Linked DNA regions of Homo sapiens: region 1 is linked to region 2. A link is an interaction called in ENCODE POLR2A ChIA-PET data of the cell type or tissue named here. Cell type or tissue: HCT116. All regions are shown on one strand. Each heading gives the region's core, and the rest is flanking DNA. Links, peaks and the distances in the headings are about the cores only. Region 1 overlaps LOC105371520 (a long non-coding RNA gene). Region 2 holds the start of GUCY2D (guanylate cyclase 2D, retinal).

The links. Peaks named below come from ENCODE experiments on the same cell type or tissue, not always from the same donor. Only the 100,000 strongest peaks of a DNase experiment are listed, where the experiment ranks them.
Region 1: POLR2A ChIA-PET joins it to region 2 with 10 read pairs; 3 of 35 experiments call an interaction of 5 or more read pairs at or near these places.

Annotation. Positions count from the first base shown.
Region 1 is chr17:8,175,724-8,186,151 of GRCh38, forward strand. LOC105371520 (a long non-coding RNA gene) reads left to right here. Exons shown (of 4, transcript NR_188261.1): 3 at 5,676-5,792; 4 at 6,939-7,089. TMEM107 (transmembrane protein 107) reads right to left here and starts at 657. Exons shown (of 5, transcript NM_183065.4): 1 at 477-657; 2 at 236-303; 3 at 34-134. The coding sequence starts at 563. RefSeq lists enhancers at 45-94, 145-204, 196-807, 235-284, 445-534 and 3 more. In HCT116, for the core only: a CTCF peak has its summit at 6,376; a DNase peak (open chromatin) is centred at 6,338; H3K27ac peaks cover 582 bases.
Region 2 is chr17:7,997,327-8,007,359 of GRCh38, forward strand. GUCY2D (guanylate cyclase 2D, retinal) reads left to right here and starts at 5,289. Exons shown (of 20, transcript NM_000180.4): 1 at 5,289-5,408; 2 at 5,713-6,442; 3 at 6,526-6,830; 4 at 9,037-9,388; 5 at 9,734-9,818. The coding sequence starts at 5,722. In HCT116, for the core only: no CTCF peak of the experiment used is centred there; no DNase peak of the experiment used is centred there; H3K27ac peaks cover 424 bases.

The DNA.
Region 1 (10,428 bases), core at 1,554-9,553, 180 kb after region 2:
CGTGTGGGAAAGGTGGGCAGGCAGAAAGGATACAGATGAGGCTCTGGGTGCTGTTGAACATGGAGACTCCTGAGAGGAAACCGGCCAGCTCCACTGCAAAGAGGCCCAGGGTGACAGAGAGCGCGGCCACCAGCCTGCAGAGAGGAAGTGGACTGGCCCAGGCCTTTGGACTTATTCTAAGACCCCTCCACTCCCACCACCTCTTCGTTCTGGCCACCCCGTCCCAAGAGCTCACTGAATGTCCTGCTTGTCATACTCCTCGGGGGTGAACGTGAGAGGCAGGCAGGCCTGTATGTTGCTGTCCTGGGAGCAGGGCACAGGAAGAGAAGTGAAAAAGGGGCAGGCTGCAGGGCAGGCCTGGGGGCGGCGGGAAACAAGAAAACCCAAGAGGGTAAGACACTGGGAGGGGGCAGGGTAGGACTAGGACCACTCAGAGATGGGAATGGGGACGGATTGAGTGCAGCCGTGGGTCTTACCCGGGACCAGAATAAGGTGATGACGACCACCAGATGCGCCAGGAGCGTCAGGAAGCGAGAGGGCACAAGCCCTGAGACCCGGCCCATGGCCCTCGGGGACAAGGGCGGCGGTCTCTGAGGCTGGAAGTTCAGAGACAGCGACTCCTGAAGTCTCCCCGCAAGCCGACAAATCTAGACGAACGCCTCCTTCCCGCCCGCTCAGGCACCGCCCAGTTGCCTTGGTAACCGTGTACGCGGGCTCGGCGCCGCGTTCTCGGAAATCCTCGCGAGCAGTACATTCTCCGGCTGCTGCGGGTCTCTCAGGGCCAGCGAAGGTCAGGGGTACCCGAAGGCGCTTCTAACCTAACGGCTGGGTACCCGCGCGCAGCCAGGCCCTTTGTTCCTCAGAGGGTGCGAGGTGGCACAGCCCCGCAGCGCCCGATCTGCCCACGCAGGGCGGATGAACGGAAACCCACCCTGGCCTAGCTTGGGGACACCAATGCTTCTGCTGTTGCCCACGCCGGGAGCGGCCCCCAGCCCCAGCTACGCTGCCCAGTTGTGGATCACTTGAGACCGCTGCCACCACCACGCCGGGCTGAGTTCCCCGCCATGCCGAAGACTCAGACCCGCTCCCCTTCCCCTCCTCTGCATGCCTTTAGCTTCCCACCAAGCTGGGCCTGAGAAACAAGGGACCCGAACCTGGAGAGGCCGGTGTTCCTGGACTGCTCTGCAGTCACAGATTGTCACGGAGCCCCTGGTTGTCTGAGGACCCCAGGCCTGAACCTTCCTTGAGGAAGACTGATTTCTTTCAGACTACTTTGCTCAGTTTGGTGAGGGATTTGCAGAGTGCAAAAAATGGCCAGCGTCCTTAAACTAGCATGGGGATAAGAGCAGAGCAAGGTGGCTGGAAAGAGTGGGAGTGGACGAAGGGAATGGGACAGTCCCTGCGTCTCTGGGAGGCTTGGAGCCGGCTGGAAGGGAAACTCAACTCAGATTTCTTTGTCCCTTGGAGGTGCTGGGCCTCCGACATTGCCCAGCTACAGTCCAAGAAGCTCTTATCATCGGCGACCTCATGACCTTTGGGCCTCAGCGCAGGTCCCTGCAGATCTGAAAGTTCTTTAATTGCTGAGTCAAGTCCCATCCTCAAGGAACCTCCCGGCCCATCTCCCAGGAGAACAATCTCTTCCTACTCCCCACTCCCCATCTCAGTGCTTTTAGCCAGCCTAAACTACAAGCCCAAGAGGCATTTCTCATTCCTTCAACAAATATTTGTATATGTTTATTGATTACCTAGTAAGGGTATTCTAGTCAGGGAGATCAACAACAGACATGCAAACAAATAAATCCGTAAGATAATAGGCGCTACAAACAGGGAAAAGCGGGCTGTGCACTGTGGCTCACACCTGTAATCCCAGCGCTTTAGGAGGCCTAGGAGGGCGGATCACCTGAGGTCAGGAGCTCGAGACCAGACTGACCAACATGCTGAAACCCTGTCTCCACTAAAAATACAAAATTAGCCGGGCGTGGTGGCGCGTGCCTGTAATCCCAGCTATTCGGGAGGCTGAGGCATGGGAATCGCTTGAACCCAGGAGGTGGAGGTTGCAGTGAGCCGAGATCGCGCCATTGCACTCCAGCCTCTGCAACAAGAGCGCAACTCCGTCTCCAAAAAAAAAAGAAACGCTAGAATTATAATTCTATAAAAATAGGGCATTTATAATTCTATTAAAATAGAGCATTTATTTTGTTTTATTTTATTTATTTACTTTTTCTGAGACGGAGTCTCGCTCTGTCTCCCAGGCTGGAGTGCAGTGGCGCAATTTCGGCTCACTGCAAGCTCGGCCTCCCGGGTTCACGCCATTCTCCCGTCTCAGCCTCCTGAGTAGCTGGGACTACAGGCGCTCGCCACCATGCCCGGCTAATTTTTTGTGTTTTTAGGAGAGACGGAGTTTCACTGTGTTAGCCAGGATGGTCTCGATCTCCTGCCCTCGTGATCCGCCAGCCTCGGCCTTGCAAAGTGCTGGGATTACAGGCATGAGCCACCGCGCCCAGCCGGACATTTAACCTTAAACTTTATTTTAGAAACTTTGGCCAAAAATTGGCCGGGAGCGGTGGCTCAGGCATGTAATCCCAGCACTTTGGGAGACCGAGGCAGGGAGATCACCTGAGGTCAGGAGTTTCAGACCGGCCTGGCCAACATGGTGAAACCTCATCTCTACTGAAAAAAAAAAAAAAAAAAAAGTTAAAAAGTTAGCCAGGTGTGGTGGCGCCCGCCTCTAATCCCAGCTATTCCAGAGGCTGAGGGAGGAGAAGTGCTTGAACCCGGGAGGCAGAGGTTGCAGTGATCCAAGATCGTGCCACTGCACTCCCGCCTGGGAAACAGACCAAGACTTCGTCTCAAAAAAAAAGAAAAGAAATAAAAAGAAAATGCACTCTGGGACCAGAAGCAAAAGCCCATGCCTGTAATCCCAGCACTTTGGGAGGCCAAGGCGAAGTATTCCTTGAACCCAAGACTTTGAAGCCAGTCTGAGCAACATAGTGAGACACCTCTCTCTGTTAAAACAATAATAAAGGCCGGGAATGGTGGCTTACGCTTGTAATCCCAGAACTTTGGGAGGCCGAAGCGGGCGGATCCCCTGAGGTCAGGAGTTTGAGACCAGCCTGACAAACATGATGAAACCCCGTCTCTATTTAAAAATACAAAAAAAAAAAAAAAAAAAAAAATTAGCCGGGCATGGTGGCACACACCTGTATTCCCAGCTACTCGGGAGGCTGGGGCAGGAGAATCGCTTGAACCCGGGAGGCGGATGTTACAATGAGCCGAGATTGCGCCACTGCACTCCAGCCTGGACAACAGAGCAAGACTCCAACTCAAAAAAAAAAAAAAAAAAAATATATATATATATATATATATATACACACACACACACATATATACATACATAGATATCTTTTTAATAAAGTTTTAGGCCGGGCGCGGTGGCTCACGCCTGTAATCCCAGCACTTTGGGAAGCCGAGGCGGGTGGATCATCTGAGGTCAGGAGTTCAAGGCCAGCCTGGCCAACATGGAGAAACCCCGTCTCTACTAAAAATACAAAAATTAGCCAGGCATCGTGGCACGCTCCTGTAGTCCCAGCTACTCGGGAGGCTGAGGCAGGAGAATCTCTTGAACCCACGAGGTGGAGATTGCAGTGAGCTGAGATCACACCACTGCACTCCACTCTGGGTGACAGAATGAGATTCCGTCTTAAAAAAAAAGTTTTAAACAATAAACATTAATGTTTTCGGAGTCTTATATTGTATTATTAAGACAAGAAATTGGAAAAAAAATGGAATGATTTATAGGATTGAGGGTCCCTAAAATGTTGAACTCCTATATATTGAAACTATGTAATGACATTTTCATATAAACCATCTCTTTAAAAGACAGCACAGCCTTTTCTTCATATTGGAGACAATGTAATCACCAAAACTTGCTTTTATCCCCATGAAATAAAAGCTTGTGATTTTCTAAACTTTACTGAGGAGTTACTATTATTATTATTATTATTTTTTTAAAGGAGGTTCAACAAAGTCTCTCTTTGTTTTTTTTAGGCAGGGTCTTGCTCTGTCACTCAGGATGGAGTGCAGGGGTATGATCATGACTACAGTGACCCTCGACCTCCCTGGCTCAGGTGATCCTGCTGTCTCAGCCTCCGGAATAGCTGGGACTACAGACGCACGCCACCATGCCCAGCTAATTTTTGTATTTTTAATAGAGACCGCGTTTCACCGTGTTGGCCAGGATGGTCTCCATCTCTTGACCTCGTGATCTGCCCGCCTCAGTCTCCCGGCACCCAAAGTGTTGGGATTACAGGCGTGAGCCACCGTACCCGGCACCCCCCTCCCTTTTTTTTTTTTTTTTTTTTTTTTGAGACAGAGTTTTCACCTTTGTCGCCCAGGCTGGAGTGCAATGGCATAATCTCGGCTCACTGCAACTGCCGCCTTGTGGGTTGGGGTGATGCTCCTGCCTCAGCCTCCCTAGTAGCTGAGATTACAGGTACCCGCGACCATGCCCAGCTAATTTTTGTATTTTTAGTAGAGACGGGGTTTCACCATGTTGGCCCGGCTGTTCTCGAACTTCTGACTCCTGACTTCAGGTGATCCACCCGCCTCGGCCTCCCAAAGCGCTGGGATTACAGGCGTGAGCCGCCACGCCCGGCCAGTTCTTTTCTTAACTGTTGGACCCCTTCAAAGTTCTGAAGATAGTTTCAAACCTCCCTGCTCTCAGGATGGACAAGGAAACCCATTAAGTTTTCTCCTTTGAAATGACCCCCATTGCATTTGATTCCTAAAATGAGTGATAGTAATGACACCTAATTTACAATGAGAGATGAGCTTCCTGTATTCTCCAATGCAGAAATTACAGCATAGCAAGCATTCAAACGTTCTTAGGAGACAAGATAAAAAGACTGAAGGTTCAGCCTGGGCGACATGGCAAAACCCCGTCTCTACAAAACAATACAAAAAATTAGCCAAACATAGTGGTGCACACCTGTAGTTCCAGCTGCTTGGGAGGCTGAGGTGGGAGGTTCACCTGCACCCAGGAAGTGGAGGCTGCAGTGAGCCATGATCACACCACTGCACTGCAGCCTGAGTGCCAGGAGTGAGACCTGTCTCAAAAAAAAAAAAAAAAAAAAAAAAAGACTGACGAACTCTCCATGCTTTTCTTCCCTCTGTCTGCAACTTACATGCATTTTCGACCTAGACCTTCAGAGGTGAGCTCCCCCAGTGAGAGATTCATCAAATATAACTGTTCACAGATGAAAGAAGTTGTCATAGGCCAAAAGTGAGGAAAATCCAGGACCTGCTTTTGCAAGGTTTTCCAAGGTCTCTGAATAGAAGGAAGTGAAAGAGTCAGCTACATGAACATCTAGGGAAAGAGCATTCCAGACAGAGGACATAGCAAGTGCAAAGATGGTGAGAACAAGCCAAGTGTGTTTGTTGAACAGTAAGGAAGGCAGCATTTCAGAAACCTAGTGATGGAAGGGGAAGAAAAGTTCAGTGTGAGGTTCGTTAGGTAAACAGGGGCCAGATGAAGCCAGGCCTTGCAGCTACAGGGAGGGACATGGTCAGGTTGGTGTTCTAGATGATGACTCTAGTTGCAACATGGATAATGGATTTTAAGCAAATTTTATTTTTATTTATATTCTTCTTCCATTTTTTTTCTTTCTTTTAAGCAGATTTTAAACAGAAGGCTAATAATTATCCAGAAGAGACAGGATGAGGCTTGGACAAAGGAGGTGGAGGGTATCAAAAGATATTTAGAAGATAAAGGAAGTCTGGACTTGGTGCTGTGGGTGAGTGGGAAAAAGGGAGGGTCAGGATGGCTGTTAGATTATGGGGGCTCTGACAGCTGGAGGTCTGGGGCATTCTGCTTATAATAGGCCTTCTGGGCCAGGCGCAGTGGCTCACGCCTGTAATCCCAGCACTTTGGGAGACCGAGGCAGGCAGATCATGAGGTCAAGAGATTGAGACCATCCTGGCCAAAATGGTGAAACCCCATCTCTACTAAAAATACAAAAATTACCCAGGCATGGTGGTGTGCACCTGTAGTCCCAGCTACTTGGGAGGCTGAGCCAGGAGAATCGCTTGAACCTGGGAGGCGGAGGTTGCAGTGAGCCGAGATCGAGCCACTGCACTCCAACCTGGCGACAGAGCGAGACTCCGTCTCAAAAAAAAAAAAAAAAAAAATAGGCCTTCTGCATAGGGGACTTACTATATAAGTAACAACGGGGTAGTCACATTTCATGTCCTGAACTGATAAACAGTGAGTAGCCTTTCCTGTCATTTTCCATGACCTTGGTTCACAGAAGCCTGCCCTATAGAGACGCTATTTCTGCCTGCTCACAAAACCGATATTTAGAGCCAGCCAGTGGCCATAGGAGGTACTGCTGGTGATGAGGTGTCCCCCCAAGTGACTACTCACTCCAGGACTGGGACCCACAAGTACTAAGATTTGAACTCTTAATAAAAGGAGTTAAAAATCGTTTTTTTATCATGGACAAATTCAAACATGACAAAATAAAGAAAATAGCCGGGTGCGGTGGCTCATGCCTGTAATCCCAGCACTTTGGGAGGCCGAGGTGGGCAGATCACGAGGTCAGGAGTTCGAGACCCTGGCCAACATGGTGAAACCCAGTCACTACTAAAAATACAAATATTAGCTGCATGGTGGCAGGTGCCTGTAATCCCAGCTAATCGGGAGGCTGAGGCAGCAGAATCATTTGAACCTGAGAGGTGGAGGTTGCAGTGAGCTGAGATCGTGCCATTGCACTGCAACCTGGGTGACAGGGCAAGACTCCTTCAAAAAGAGGGGAGGGGAGGGGAGGGGGAAAGGTGAGGGAGTGGGGAGAGGGAAGGATGGGGGAGCCGAGGGGAGGGGAGATAATGAACACTTCTATTCTGCTTCAACAATTATCAACACATGGCCAACTTTGTTTCAGGTATACCCTCCCTCATGGCACACACCAGGTTATTTTGAAGCAAATCCTAGACGTCATCAAACAGTTCAAATTGCCCAAGTGTCTCCTACACACTTCTTTTTTCTTTTACAGTTTGTTTGAATCTGGGTCCAAATAAAGTCCACACATTGCACCTGGTTGTCATGTCTCGCTCATCTTGGGTCCTGCCTCCTCTCTACCCCCTCACCTCCTTTCTCCTTCTTTTCTTTTCTTGCAATTTATCAGTTGAAGGCATTGAGCCATTTCTGGGCCTTATTCTTGTGATGTGATTTAACATGTTCCTCCATGCCCTGCATGTCCTGTAAACTGGTTCTTAGATCCAGTGGTTGGTTAGTCTCACGTTCAGTTTTCTGGTAAAAACACATCATGAGTGACGGTTTGTTCTCCTGATTCCATTGCATCAGGACGCCTGCTTTTCCCTGTTTTTCTAGTGTTTAGGCTGAGCATTGGGTTCAGGTGTAGTCAGACTAGGCAACAATTATAAAATTCCCCGTCCGTTTTTCACCTAATGGTTTAGTTGATCATCACTGCCTAGCTCTATTATTTCATTAGGAGTTGCAAAATTGGGATGTCCTAATTCTGTCATTCTGCAGTAAGAACTTGCCATCATCAATTTGTTTACCATGAGATACAGGTCATACAGGAAAGGCAGGATAAATGTGTGGGTTTTTTCTTATGATTTACCAGTTTTCAGAAAAATGAGTTGGTTCTCTAGCATCTTGAAAAAGTAATTAGTTGTTTTTAATATCATTATGAACTTGTACATTTTAACATCTTTTGTGTATTTCAATCCATTGCAGTTATTCTTTTTGATGTTCAAATTGTCCCAATTTTGGTCGGTGGGAGCTTCTTCTGGTTGGTGCCTAAGCTTGCTTTCTTTCTTTTTTTTTGAGACGGAGTTTCGCTCTTGTTGCCCAGGCTGGAGTGCAATGGCGCGATCTCGGCTCACCGCAACCTCCGCCTCCCGAGTTCAAGAGATTCTCCTGCCTCAGCCTCCCGAGTAGCTGGAATTACAGGCATGCGCCACCACACCCGGCTAATTTTGTATGTTTAGTAGAAACAGGGTTTCTACATGTTGGTCAGGCTGGTCTAGAACTCCCGACGTCAGGTGATCCACCCGCCTCGGCCTCCCAAAGTGCTGGGATTACAGGCGTGAGCCACCATGCCCGGCTCCGTCTCCTCCTCCTCCTCCTCTTCTTCCAGACAGAGCCAGACTCCATCTCAAAAAAAAAAAAAAAAAAAAGAAAAAGACGATTATCTGACTATTCGGGTGGCAGGGAGATTAGAGAGGAGCCTGCTACAACAATCCAGCAAGAGAGGCTGAGGGGTTGTCAGTGGGATGGGGAAGGATGGTTGACAGGGGGATTATTGAGGAAATGGAATTGACAGGATGTGGTGACTGGAAGTAAGACGGTAGGGGGAGGGAAGAATCAAGGATGCATCCCCCAGCCTGGGCCTGGCCACTCTCTGGGAGTGCAGAAAGACTGGAAGGAAGTATGGCAGGGTCAAGTGAAGGTATCAGCAGGCACTACACATCTGAGTCCAGAGGTGGGAGCGAGATTCAGGAGCCCTTAGCAAGCAGGAAATAGCTGAATCCGTAGAACATGTGTAGCATGAGGAGAGAAAACCTCACCCGAGGAAAACCAGGATTTACAGGGAGAACAGAAAAAGAGATTGGAGCTGGGCGCGGTGGCTCACGCCTGTAATCCCAGCCCTTTGGGAGCTCGAGGCGGGTGGATCATCTGAGGTCAGCAATTCGAGACCAGCCTCTCCAACATGGTGAATCCCGGTCTCTACTTTAAAAAAAAAAAATTAAATTAACCGGCACCACGCCTGTAATCCCAGCTACTCGGGAGGTTGAGGAAGGAAAATCGCTTGAACCCGGGAGGCAGAGGTTGCGGCGAGCGAGAACGCGCCACACAGCACTCCAGCCTGGGCGACAGAGTGAGACTCCGTTTCAAAAAAATTTATAAAAGAAAAAAGAAAAAGAGACTGGAGCGGGGAGCCAGTTAGGAAGGGCCAGCAGACTAGTGTCAAGACAACCATGGGAAATGAGGCTCATGGAGAAGATGTTGCCTGGAGTCGGTTAAGGCCAGGCCTGAGAAAGCCTGTTGGCTTTGACATCTCTGTGGTCCCTGATAACTTTCGAGAGAGCCACTGTGTAGAAATTTGGCTTGGATGGAAAGGAATGAGATACAGGCAGGACCTCTTGTGCCATCTCGGCCTATTGAACTCCTTTCATTCTTCTAGAAACAGCCGGGCGCGGTGGTTCACGCCTGTAATCCCAGCACTTTGCGGGGCCGAGGAGGGCGGATCACGAGATCAGGAGTTGAAGACCAGCCTGGCCAACATGGTGAAACCCTGTCACCACCAAAAATACAAAAATTATAGCTGGGCGCGGTGGTGGGCGCTGTAATCCCAGCTACTCGGGAGGCTGAGGCAGACTTGCTTGAATCCGGGAGGCGGAGGTTGCAGTGAGCCAAGGTCGCGCCGCCGCACTCCAGCCTGGACGACAGAGTGAGACTCCGTCTCAAAAAAACAAAACAAAACAAAACAAAACAAAAACAGAAAAACAACAACAAAAAACTTATGTTGGCCGGGCATGGTGGCTCACGCCTGTAATCCCAGCACTTTGGGAGGCCGAGGCGGGCGGATCACCTGACGTCGGGAGTTCGAGACCAGCCTGACCAACATGTAGAAACCCTGTTTCTACTAAACATACAAAATTAGCCGGGCATGGTGGCGCATGCCTGTAATCCCAGCTACTCGGGAGGCTGAGGCAGGAGAATCTCTTGAACTCGGGAGGCGGAGGTTGCGGTGAGCCGAGATCGCGCCATTGCACTCCAGCCTGGGCAACAAGAGCGAAACTCCGTCTCAAAAAAAAAAAAAAAAAAAAAAAAAAAAAAGAAATACTGATGTTTGTGGTGGTTAAAATTAGAACAGAGATTGCCTCTGGCAAGGGAGGAGTGGGGATCCGTAGAGAAGGGACAGACATGCAAGAACCTTGAGAGAGGGAAATGTCCTATATGCTTTTAAAGAGTTGTGATTTGCGCAGGTGTATGTATTTGTCAAAACTCATCAAAATATAGACAAAATTTATCTGCCCTCCAACAGTTGAAATACCGATATTTTTCAAAAGTTTTACATACCGATCTCAGAGCTCTTCCCTGGGCCGTTTAAATCAGAATCTCCGAACCCGGGGGTTGTGCGTGGGTACATTCGAAGTCTCCGCAGGCAATTACAAAAGTGCAACCGGGGAGGAGACCTGCTGCTGGGGGAGCAAATCTCTTACCACTTCAGGTGCCCTAGGCTCTGGCACTGCTCTGTCACGTTCCGTCTGGTTCCCATCCTTCCATCCGTTTCTAGGCAGGTCCGTCCCCACTGGGCTGTAAGCTTTGGGATCCCCTGGCGATCAGCTCGGGACCCTCTATCTGGGCGTTGGCAGGACGCCGGGGGCCGGGAGGGACAGACC
Region 2 (10,033 bases), core at 2,034-10,033:
TTAAATATAATTCTGTCCTCTGGTAACTCCAGCCAGCTGCTACTTTAAGATTTGGCGCCGCCCTTTATGTAAGAGGGCATGTTTTGTTTCAGTACCTTTCAGATGGAATCGAAATTTAGCAGTAAGCAACAAACAAGCTCTGGTGTGGGCCACTGGAAGTGAGAAGCAGTGTGGTGGCAGGAGGCTGGCTGTGCAACCTTGGCGTGAGGACTAGAATGGATTTAAAATAGTCCACTCCTTGAGTATAAAATGGTACAGGCTCTGCAGAAAACAGTGTGTCAGTTCCTGAAACAATCAAGCATAGAATTATATGATCCAGGCCAGGCACGGTGGCTCACACCTGTAATCTCAGCACTTTGGGAGGCCAAGGTGGGTGGATTGCTTGAGGTCAGGAGTTCGAGACCAGCCTGGCCAACATGGTGAAACCCCGTCTCTACCAAAAATACAAAAATTAGCCTGGTGTGGTGGCGCCTGCCTGTAGTCCCAGCTACTCGGGAGGCTGAGGCAGGAGAATCACTTGGACCTGGAAGACGGAGGCTGCAGTGAGCAGAGGTCAAGCCACTGCCTTCCAGCCTGGGTGACAGAGTGAAACCCTGCCACAAAAAATAAAATTAAATAAAATTAAATATTTATTTGAAAAAAGAATTATATGATCCAGCAATCCCACTTCTAGGTGTATACCCAAAACAACTGAAGGAAGGGACTCAGAGACCAAGAGGTGGAAGCAAGCCAAGTGTCCACAGAAGAATGAATGGGTAAATAAAATGTGGTATATACTGTACATACAATGGAATATTATTTAACCTTAAAAAGGAGTGAGGTGGGGCTTGGTGGCTCACACCTGTAATCCCAGCACTTTCGGAGGCCAAGGCAAGAGGATCACCTGAGGTCAGGGGTTTGAGACCGGCCTGGCCAACATGGTGAAACCCCGTTTCTACTAAAAATACAAAAATTAGCCAGGCATGGTGATGCACGTCTGTAGTCCCAGCTACTCGGGAGGCTGCGGCACGCAAATTGCTTTGAACCCAGGAGGCTGAGGTTGCAGTGAACCGAGATTGCCCCACTGCACTCCAGCCTGGGGTGACAGAGTGAAACTCTGTCTCAAAAAAAAAAAAAAAAAAAAAAAAAAGGAATGAACCTCTGATACGTTACAGCATAGGATAAACCTTGAAAACATCATGCTAAGTGAAATAAACAGACACAAAAGGACAAATACTCTATGATTCTACTTATGTGAGGTAGCTAAAGTAGTCAAATTCATAGAGACAGAAAGAATGATGGGCCGGGGGCAATGGCTCACACCTGTAATCCCAGCACATTGGGAGGCTGAGGTGGGAGGATTACTTGAGCCCAGGAGTTGGAGACCAGCCTAGGCAACATAGTGAGACCCTCATCTCTGCCAAATTTCAAAAAATTAGCCAGGCATAGTGGCACATGCCTGTGATCCCAGCTGCTTGGGAGGCTGAGGTGGGAGGATTGTGTGAGCCCAGGAGGTTGAGGCTATAGTGAGCTGAGATCGTGCCATTGTACTCCAGCCTGGGCAACAGTGCAAGACCCGGTCTCTAAAAAATAAAAAGGAAAAAAAAATAAGAACAGTGGTTTCTGGGGGCTGGAGGGAGGGGAAATGGGGAGCTAGTATTTAATGGGCACAGAGTTTCAATTGGGTAAGATGGAAAAGTTCTGGAGATGGACAGTGGTGATGGTTGCACAACAATATGAATTTACTTAACACCACTGAATTGTACACTTTAAAAATGTTAAAGTGGGGAGACTGGGCGCGGTGGCTCACCCCTGTAATCCCAGCACTTTGGGAGGCTGAGGCAGGCGGATCACGAGGTCAAGAGATCGAGACCATTCTGGCCAACAAGGTGAAACCCCGTCTCCACTAAAAATACAAAAATTAGCTGGGCGTGGTGGCGGGTGCCTGTAATCCCAGCTACTCGGGAGGCTGAGGCAGGAGAATCGCTTGAACCCGGGGGGCGGAGGTTGCAGTGAGCCAAGATCACACCACTGCACTCCATCCTGGGCAGCTGAGTGAGACTCTGTCTCAAAAAAAAAAAAAAAAAAAAAGTTAAAATGGTAAATTTTATGTTAGGTATATTTTATGACAAAAAGATTTTAAAAATCCCCCCTTCATCTTCATCTATATTACCCATCTGTCCATGGACCCTAGAGGAAAATTGGGAGATTGTCAATTTAACCAAATTGGTCTCTGGACCTCATTCTCATCATGTGTGAAATGAAAGAGTTGGCTGGAGTTTCCACAATTTCATGTAGAGATGTTGAGTCAGAAGACAGGAGATGTGGGGAGGTAACTCTTATGGAAGGTAAGAAGCACAGCACTGTAGAAACGAATATTGATGTCTACTGGATTTTGGAAGTCTGCTACAGGTCAGACATCTAAATTTTTGTTGACAAATTTTTTTTAATTTAAATTAGAAAACATTTCAAGCATACAGAAAATCCCTACATATAGCGATTGTTTACCACCAAAAACTAACAGATGTTAATATTTTGCCATATATATATATGATCCGCCAGCCTCTGCCTCCCAAAGTGCTGGGATTACAGGCATGAGCCACCATGCCCAGCCTATGTGTCTTGCTTAATAAATCCATTCCTACCCTGAATTGATAAAGATGTCTTTTCAATCTATGTCTTTTTTTCTCTTAAAAATTTCTGCTCTTTTTAAATTTTTCTATTTTCTTATTTTTTTTCTTTGTTCTTCAGAGCAGATCTACTTTCTTTGAATTCTATAATCTAAAATTTTTAATTAACTTTATTTGGAAATAATTTCAAACTTAAAAAATGTTGCAAAAATAAAAAATATGCAAAGAACACTCACAGGCTGTTTACCCAGATTCACCTATTGTTAGCATTTTACCCTATTTGTTTATCATTTGAAATAGATAATATATAAAACATACCATATATCATATCTAATATATATTTTTTCTGGACTGCTTGAGGGTCAGTTATATACATGATGCTTTACCATTAAATACTTCAGTGTGTATTTCCTATGAACAGGGATAGTCTAACATAACTACACTACCATTATTAACTTTATAACTTTATACTCTTTTGAATCTCCTGTGATATTCCAATTTTGTCAATTGCCAATTTTTTTGTTAATGTTGATGTTCTTTATAGCATTTTTATAACCCCATGCCGCCCTATAACCATTTTTCTTTTCTTTTTTTGTTTTTTGAGATGGAGTCTCACTTTGTTGCTTAGGCTGGAGTGCAGTGGCGCGATATTGGCTCACTGCAAACTCTGCTTCCCAGGTTCAGGTGATTCTCTTGCCTCAGCCTCCTGAGCAGCTGGGATTACAGGTGCACTCCACCACCCGCGGCTAATTTTTGTATTTTTAGTAGAGACGGGACTTCACCATGTTGGCCAGGCTGGTCTCAAACTCCTGACCTCAAGTGATCCGCCTGCCTCGGCCTCCCAAAGTGCTGGGATTATAGGCGTGAGCCACGGTGCCCGGCCTCAAGCCCTATAACCTTATAGCACTTTAAAAAAATCCAATGATACAGAATCCAAACTAAGGGCAGGTGTTGCATATAATTGTCATGTCTTTTTAGGTTTCTTTAATCTGAAACAGTTCCTCAACCTCTATTTGCCTTCTATGACATTGACATTTTTGAAGAATGCAGTCCTCCCCACCTTTTTAAATAGAACGTTTCTCATTTAGTGTTTATCTTATGTTTCCTTGTGATTAGATTTGAAATAATGCTGGAACATTGCCGAGACGTATTGTGCAGCACTGCATAGGTGTAGTATTATGTCCTTCTCAGGGTATCACATCTGGAGGCAAAGAATGTCTCTCTGCCCCTCATGGTTAATTTTGATCACTTGCTTAAAGTATTGCCCCATTTCTCCACTGTACAATGACTGCTTTTTATTTTATTCCCCACTCCCTTCCAACTCATGGCAATCTGGAGGGAGATACTTTCAGACCCTGCAAAAGTTCTGCTCCTCATCCAACATTTCCCCCAGCTTTAGAATCCACTGATGATTCTTACCTGATCCAATCTTTGCCACCAAGTCTGAAAATGATTCATTTAAAAGTTTTTAAGTTTTATTTTTCACATATAGGTCTTTGACCTGGAATAGATTTTGTGTATGGTGTGAGATAGGGATTGAATTCTATTTTCCCCCCAGATGGCTAATCAGCTCCATTTGTTGAAGTTTATTCTTTCCCAGTTGGTAAGAAATGTCCACGTCTTCACACATTTGCTGTGTTTGTTTCAGTACTGTATATTCTATTTCATTGGTCCATTTGTTTATCCTTGTGCCAAAACTATGAAGTCTTTATTGCCATAGCTTTATAATATATATTTATATAAATATATAATTGCTGTCACTACATAATGTGGATTTATATAAATATATAATATATAATTGCTATAGCTTTATAGTATATATTTATATAATTGCTGTTTTATATATCATATAATTATATAAATATATAATTGCTATGTTTTATATATTATATATTTATGTAGATATATAATTGCTATGTTTTATATATTATATATTTACATAAATACATAATTGCTATTGCTTTATAATAAATTTGTATATCTTATAGGGCATCTTCCATTATACTCTTCTCTAAAATTGTTAGCTATTCTTGCCATCCGGGCAATTATATTCATTTTCACAACAACCCTCAGATTAAGCAATTGCCCAAGGTCCAAAAATCAGCAAGAGGGACTTGGAACCCAGGTCTGTCGGAGGCCAAAGCTCTTTTCATTACTTCCTGAGGGTGGTTTTCTAGGCATGGAGAAGCAGAGGTCAGGGAATCAAGTGTGGCGAGAGAGAGAAGAGAAGTGAAAGAAGAAAGGCAGGTGTCAGCTTGGTGTGGGTTTGGTCTCTGGGATATAGACTTTGCCAGCCAAAGGATGGAGCTTGAACTTAGCTGGCAGAACTGGAAACAGAAGATTGTAAGGAAAGGGACTGGGATCAGTGTTTCTTCTCCAGGACGGATTACCCACAGCTGTCCACGGGCAGGCACTTGTTACTTTCTGGCTGAGCAGGGCAGTGTGGCCGACGGCTGAAAGGGGAAGCTGCGGCTGCTTTTGTGCAGGGGTGGTGGTGATGAGGGTGATGTGGGGGGCTGGAAGGCATGGAGGGGAAAGGATCTGGCTGACTACCTGGAAGCCAGGACAGATCCCACCCCAGAAAGGCGCAGTAGGGGCTCTCATCCTCCACTAGCCCGCCCCTCCCTACCTAATTAAGGACCCTAATCAGCTTGGGGAGATTAAGGGCTCTGGCCGGCTGTACCCACGCCCCCGCCCTGGCCTGGGCTGGCAAGGAAGACCTGTGGGCGGGCGTCAAAAGGGGGACCGGCCCTGTGACCCCTCACCGGGGGCCGTGGGCCCGAGCCCCCGGACTTCCCTGTAAATGTCAGAGGCCCCTCCGCTGGGATAGGGTCGGTCTGAGGGCGCAGGCGAGTCCCTGCTGACCCCTGACGCCTCCGACGGGGGGAGGGGCAGGCCGGGTGGGAGCGGGAAGCCGGGGCGGCAGAAGGGGGCTTCGGGGCGGTGTCCTTGGCCCCAGTTAGTCTTCCCAGCCTCCGGAGGGGGCGGTAGCAGCAGAATCATCCCATGGGTTACTCGGGCTTGGAGAAACTCGGGGTTACGGGGAGAACCCTAGGGGAGGCCGGGGTCTCAGTCGCTCAGCCTGCTCCGTCTGTGTTCGCAGAAGCCGGCAATGACCGCCTGCGCCCGCCGAGCGGGTGGGCTTCCGGACCCCGGGCTCTGCGGTCCCGCGTGGTGGGCTCCGTCCCTGCCCCGCCTCCCCCGGGCCCTGCCCCGGCTCCCGCTCCTGCTGCTCCTGCTTCTGCTGCAGCCCCCCGCCCTCTCCGCCGTGTTCACGGTGGGGGTCCTGGGCCCCTGGGCTTGCGACCCCATCTTCTCTCGGGCTCGCCCGGACCTGGCCGCCCGCCTGGCCGCCGCCCGCCTGAACCGCGACCCCGGCCTGGCAGGCGGTCCCCGCTTCGAGGTAGCGCTGCTGCCCGAGCCTTGCCGGACGCCGGGCTCGCTGGGGGCCGTGTCCTCCGCGCTGGCCCGCGTGTCGGGCCTCGTGGGTCCGGTGAACCCTGCGGCCTGCCGGCCAGCCGAGCTGCTCGCCGAAGAAGCCGGGATCGCGCTGGTGCCCTGGGGCTGCCCCTGGACGCAGGCGGAGGGCACCACGGCCCCTGCCGTGACCCCCGCCGCGGATGCCCTCTACGCCCTGCTTCGCGCATTCGGCTGGGCGCGCGTGGCCCTGGTCACCGCCCCCCAGGACCTGTGGGTGGAGGCGGGACGCTCACTGTCCACGGCACTCAGGGCCCGGGGCCTGCCTGTCGCCTCCGTGACTTCCATGGAGCCCTTGGACCTGTCTGGAGCCCGGGAGGCCCTGAGGAAGGTTCGGGACGGGCCCAGGGTCACAGGTAGGCTCCCTTGCAGGGTGCGAGGAGGTCGGCTGGTCCTGCCGGCAGCCGGACGGCGCCGCGAGCCAAGCCTCTGTCCGCAGCAGTGATCATGGTGATGCACTCGGTGCTGCTGGGTGGCGAGGAGCAGCGCTACCTCCTGGAGGCCGCAGAGGAGCTGGGCCTGACCGATGGCTCCCTGGTCTTCCTGCCCTTCGACACGATCCACTACGCCTTGTCCCCAGGCCCGGAGGCCTTGGCCGCACTCGCCAACAGCTCCCAGCTTCGCAGGGCCCACGATGCCGTGCTCACCCTCACGCGCCACTGTCCCTCTGAAGGCAGCGTGCTGGACAGCCTGCGCAGGGCTCAAGAGCGCCGCGAGCTGCCCTCTGACCTCAATCTGCAGCAGGTAGACGGTCCCGGGAGGAGGGAAGAAGGCAAGGGAGAGGGGAGAGGACAGCCAAAGCAGGGAGAGGAGGATGCAGCCAATGGAGAAAGAACCACTGGCAGCTCTAGCTGTTTGGAGTTTCCTGGGTAATGTAGAGGCTCTGGCCCCACTTGGGGTCTCTTAGTGTACGAGGATTGCCTCTAGAGAGTAGGCAATTCGACCTCTCAAGTCCAACATCAAGCAGTAAACTCTAATGAACTGTAAACTGCAAAACCTTTTGCAATTGGCTTCAAAGTAAACCCGTTTCCACCACCACATACTCCCAGCTGTCTAAAATAAATACTTGGTGTTCTTGAAAGCAGGAAGGAGGGAGGATGCCAATCCAACCTTCATCCCTAGTTCAGAGGTATTTCCTCTGGGGCCTCATCTGGTGGTCTTAGCTTTTCAAGGGCCTAGACACCTTGCAAGAAGCAGAAAGTTCCCTGGGTGGATTCAGGGGCAATCCTAACCAGATCCATAGTGTATTTCCAACATCCAGCTAATACCTAGGGATCCCCAAGTCCCCAGAATCCCAGTTCAGATCATCTAACTTTACTCCCGCCACAAAGGGGGACTAGAAACCACTATGAGAAGGGAATTTAGATGTCAACGGGCAGTGAATTAACCACCACAAAGGTCCAACTCACAGGCGGCTGCATGAGAGAAGGGTCGTAGGGGTTGCAATTTCCCATCGATGCCCCTAGATTCTTCCAAGAGGATTGGAGGTGTCCAATGGAGGGGGGAGGGGTGCAGTGATGGGAATAGTCAGAAGAGAATACAAGATAGGAATCATAATGAGATGGGATGGAGGGAGGGTCGGTCAGTGGAGAGAGGGAGGTTGAGAAAGTAGAGAGAGAAAAGCCCTTCAGCTCTCAGTAAGTACCACAGCAGTCCTCTCCACTGCCCAAACTGCGCAAGCCTCTGAGCGTGTGAGTCACCCTTGATTCCTTGAATTCTTCGCCCCCACTTCCAGGCATCAAGCCCTGTTACTGTTACTTCCTAAAGATCATTCGAATTCATCCGCTTTCTCCATCTTTACTGTCACTGCCCTGATTCAGGCCACAGCACCCCCAGCCCAAATCCCAAAACATAATCTCTCAGATGGTCTCTGCTTCAACACTCACCTGCCCAACACCTTTCTCCAGATCAAGCTTCAGAAATCTGACAGATCTCACCCTGTCATGCCCCTGTTCAAAGCCTCACAGTGGCTTCTGTTGCCCTGGATAGATGCAGGCCTCTCCACATGGCTTACCAGGTCACCTGTCTTTCTCTCTCTTCCACCTCCCATGAACTTCAGCCAGACCAAGCTACTCTGGGTTCTTGGAATGTGTCCTTCTCTTTTGCCTCTGAGCTTCTGAGTGTGCTGTTTCCTCTCTCTTGTCCCTGCCTCCCCTGGATAATTCTGACTCATCCCCTGAAGGATGGTCACTTCTAACAGCTCCTTCTCTGTCCACAGCCTAGGGTGGGGACACCCATTCCTGTCTCTGCAGCTCCCTCAGTTTCCCCTACTTTTACTCATTGCACTGCCTGAACACCCCTGTCTCTTTGGCAAGAAGAAAGGTTCCTTGAGACGGGGTCTGTCTTGTACACTGATACATCTTTAGTGCTCTGCACAGTGCCTGGCTCTCTGAGAGATGGCAACTGGGAATAATAGAGAAGCCTGATAAGATCGGGTGGTAACAATAGAGAAGGTTTTTTGTTTGTTTTTTGTTTAGTTTTTTTGTTTGTTTGTTTGTTTTTTTAAGGAACAACAGAAAATAGAAGCCAACCAAAAGATAGGTGAGAAGGCTTTTAGGTGAATGGTAGGTGATGAGGTTAAAACTATATGCTGGGCAACCAACAGGAAGAAGAGAGGACCTACAGGTGATGGAGAATTAGAATCAACCAATGGTCAGAGAGGAGGCTGAGTCCTGAAAAGAGGAACCAGTTAGTGGGGAGAGCAGGTGTGACAGCCAATAGGAGAGGGAGGAAGAGAGAGCCAGTGGGGAGGGAGGAAGAGAGAGCCAATGGGGAGGGAGGAAGAGAGCCAATGGGGAGGGAGGAAGAGATAGCCAATGGGGAGGGATCCTGGGAACAACTAACTGGAAGGTGGCAACAGTGGATACCCTGGGCTTGACAGGCAGTGAAAGAATCTGGTCTGTCTGTGGGCTGTGACCCCGACCTCTGAGCCCCTACTCTCCTTCTCCAGGTCTCCCCACTCTTTGGCACCATCTATGACGCGGTCTTCTTGCTGGCAAGGGGCGTGGCAGAAGCGCGGGCTGCCGCAGGTGGCAGATGGGTGTCCGGAGCAGCTGTGGCCCGCCACATCCGGGATGCGCAGGTCCCTGGCTTCTGCGGGGACCTAGGAGGAGACGAGGAGCCCCCATTCGTGCTGCTAGACACGGACGCGGCGGGAGACCGGCTTTTTGCCACATACATGCTGGATCCTGCCCGGGGCTCCTTCCTCTCCGCCGGTACCCGGATGCACTTCCCGCGTGGGGGATCAGCACCCGGACCTGACCCCTCGTGCTGGTTCGATCCAAACAACATCTGCGGTGGAGGTGAGGGCGAGCACCCCAGTCCCCACTGAGACAATCGCCATGGACCATCCACAAAGTGATGAAAGAGAGTGGACTCCTATCCTGTAATCCGTCTTCGATGCCCTTCTAGGCCCTCTCCCAGCCTCTGGCTTGCACAGGACCCCTCTCTTGCTGAGCTCCAAAGCCCTCTTGGAAATTTTCTATCATTCCCAGCCTCTCCCCTTTGAGGAACTATGACCTACCCCTAGAGCCTCTCTGGGCCCCCATCCCCCTTTCCTGGAGGGGCCAGCATGTGGCATGCCTCCCTAGAGAAGAGGCCTCCCCTGGCATCGCTCCTCAGTATACCTCCTGTCACTGTCCCTTCAGGACTGGAGCCGGGCCTCGTCTTTCTTGGCTTCCTCCTGGTGGTTGGGATGGGGCTGGCTGGGGCCTTCCTGGCCCATTATGTGAGGTGAGTAGTGGAATGAGGTAAGTAGGAAGTGAGCTTGTGCCAGAAATGGAAGTCTGCAGCAAAAACAGCAGGCTGGGTTCACTCAGGAGTAGAGGAGGAGATTTTTCTTGGGGTGAGGGTGTTCTGGTGGGCTGGTAGAGTCCCAGGGGATGTGTGCTTTGGGGATGGCTGCCCTCCAGGACCCCTCCCCTGAGCCAACGTTATCCCTCCCCCGC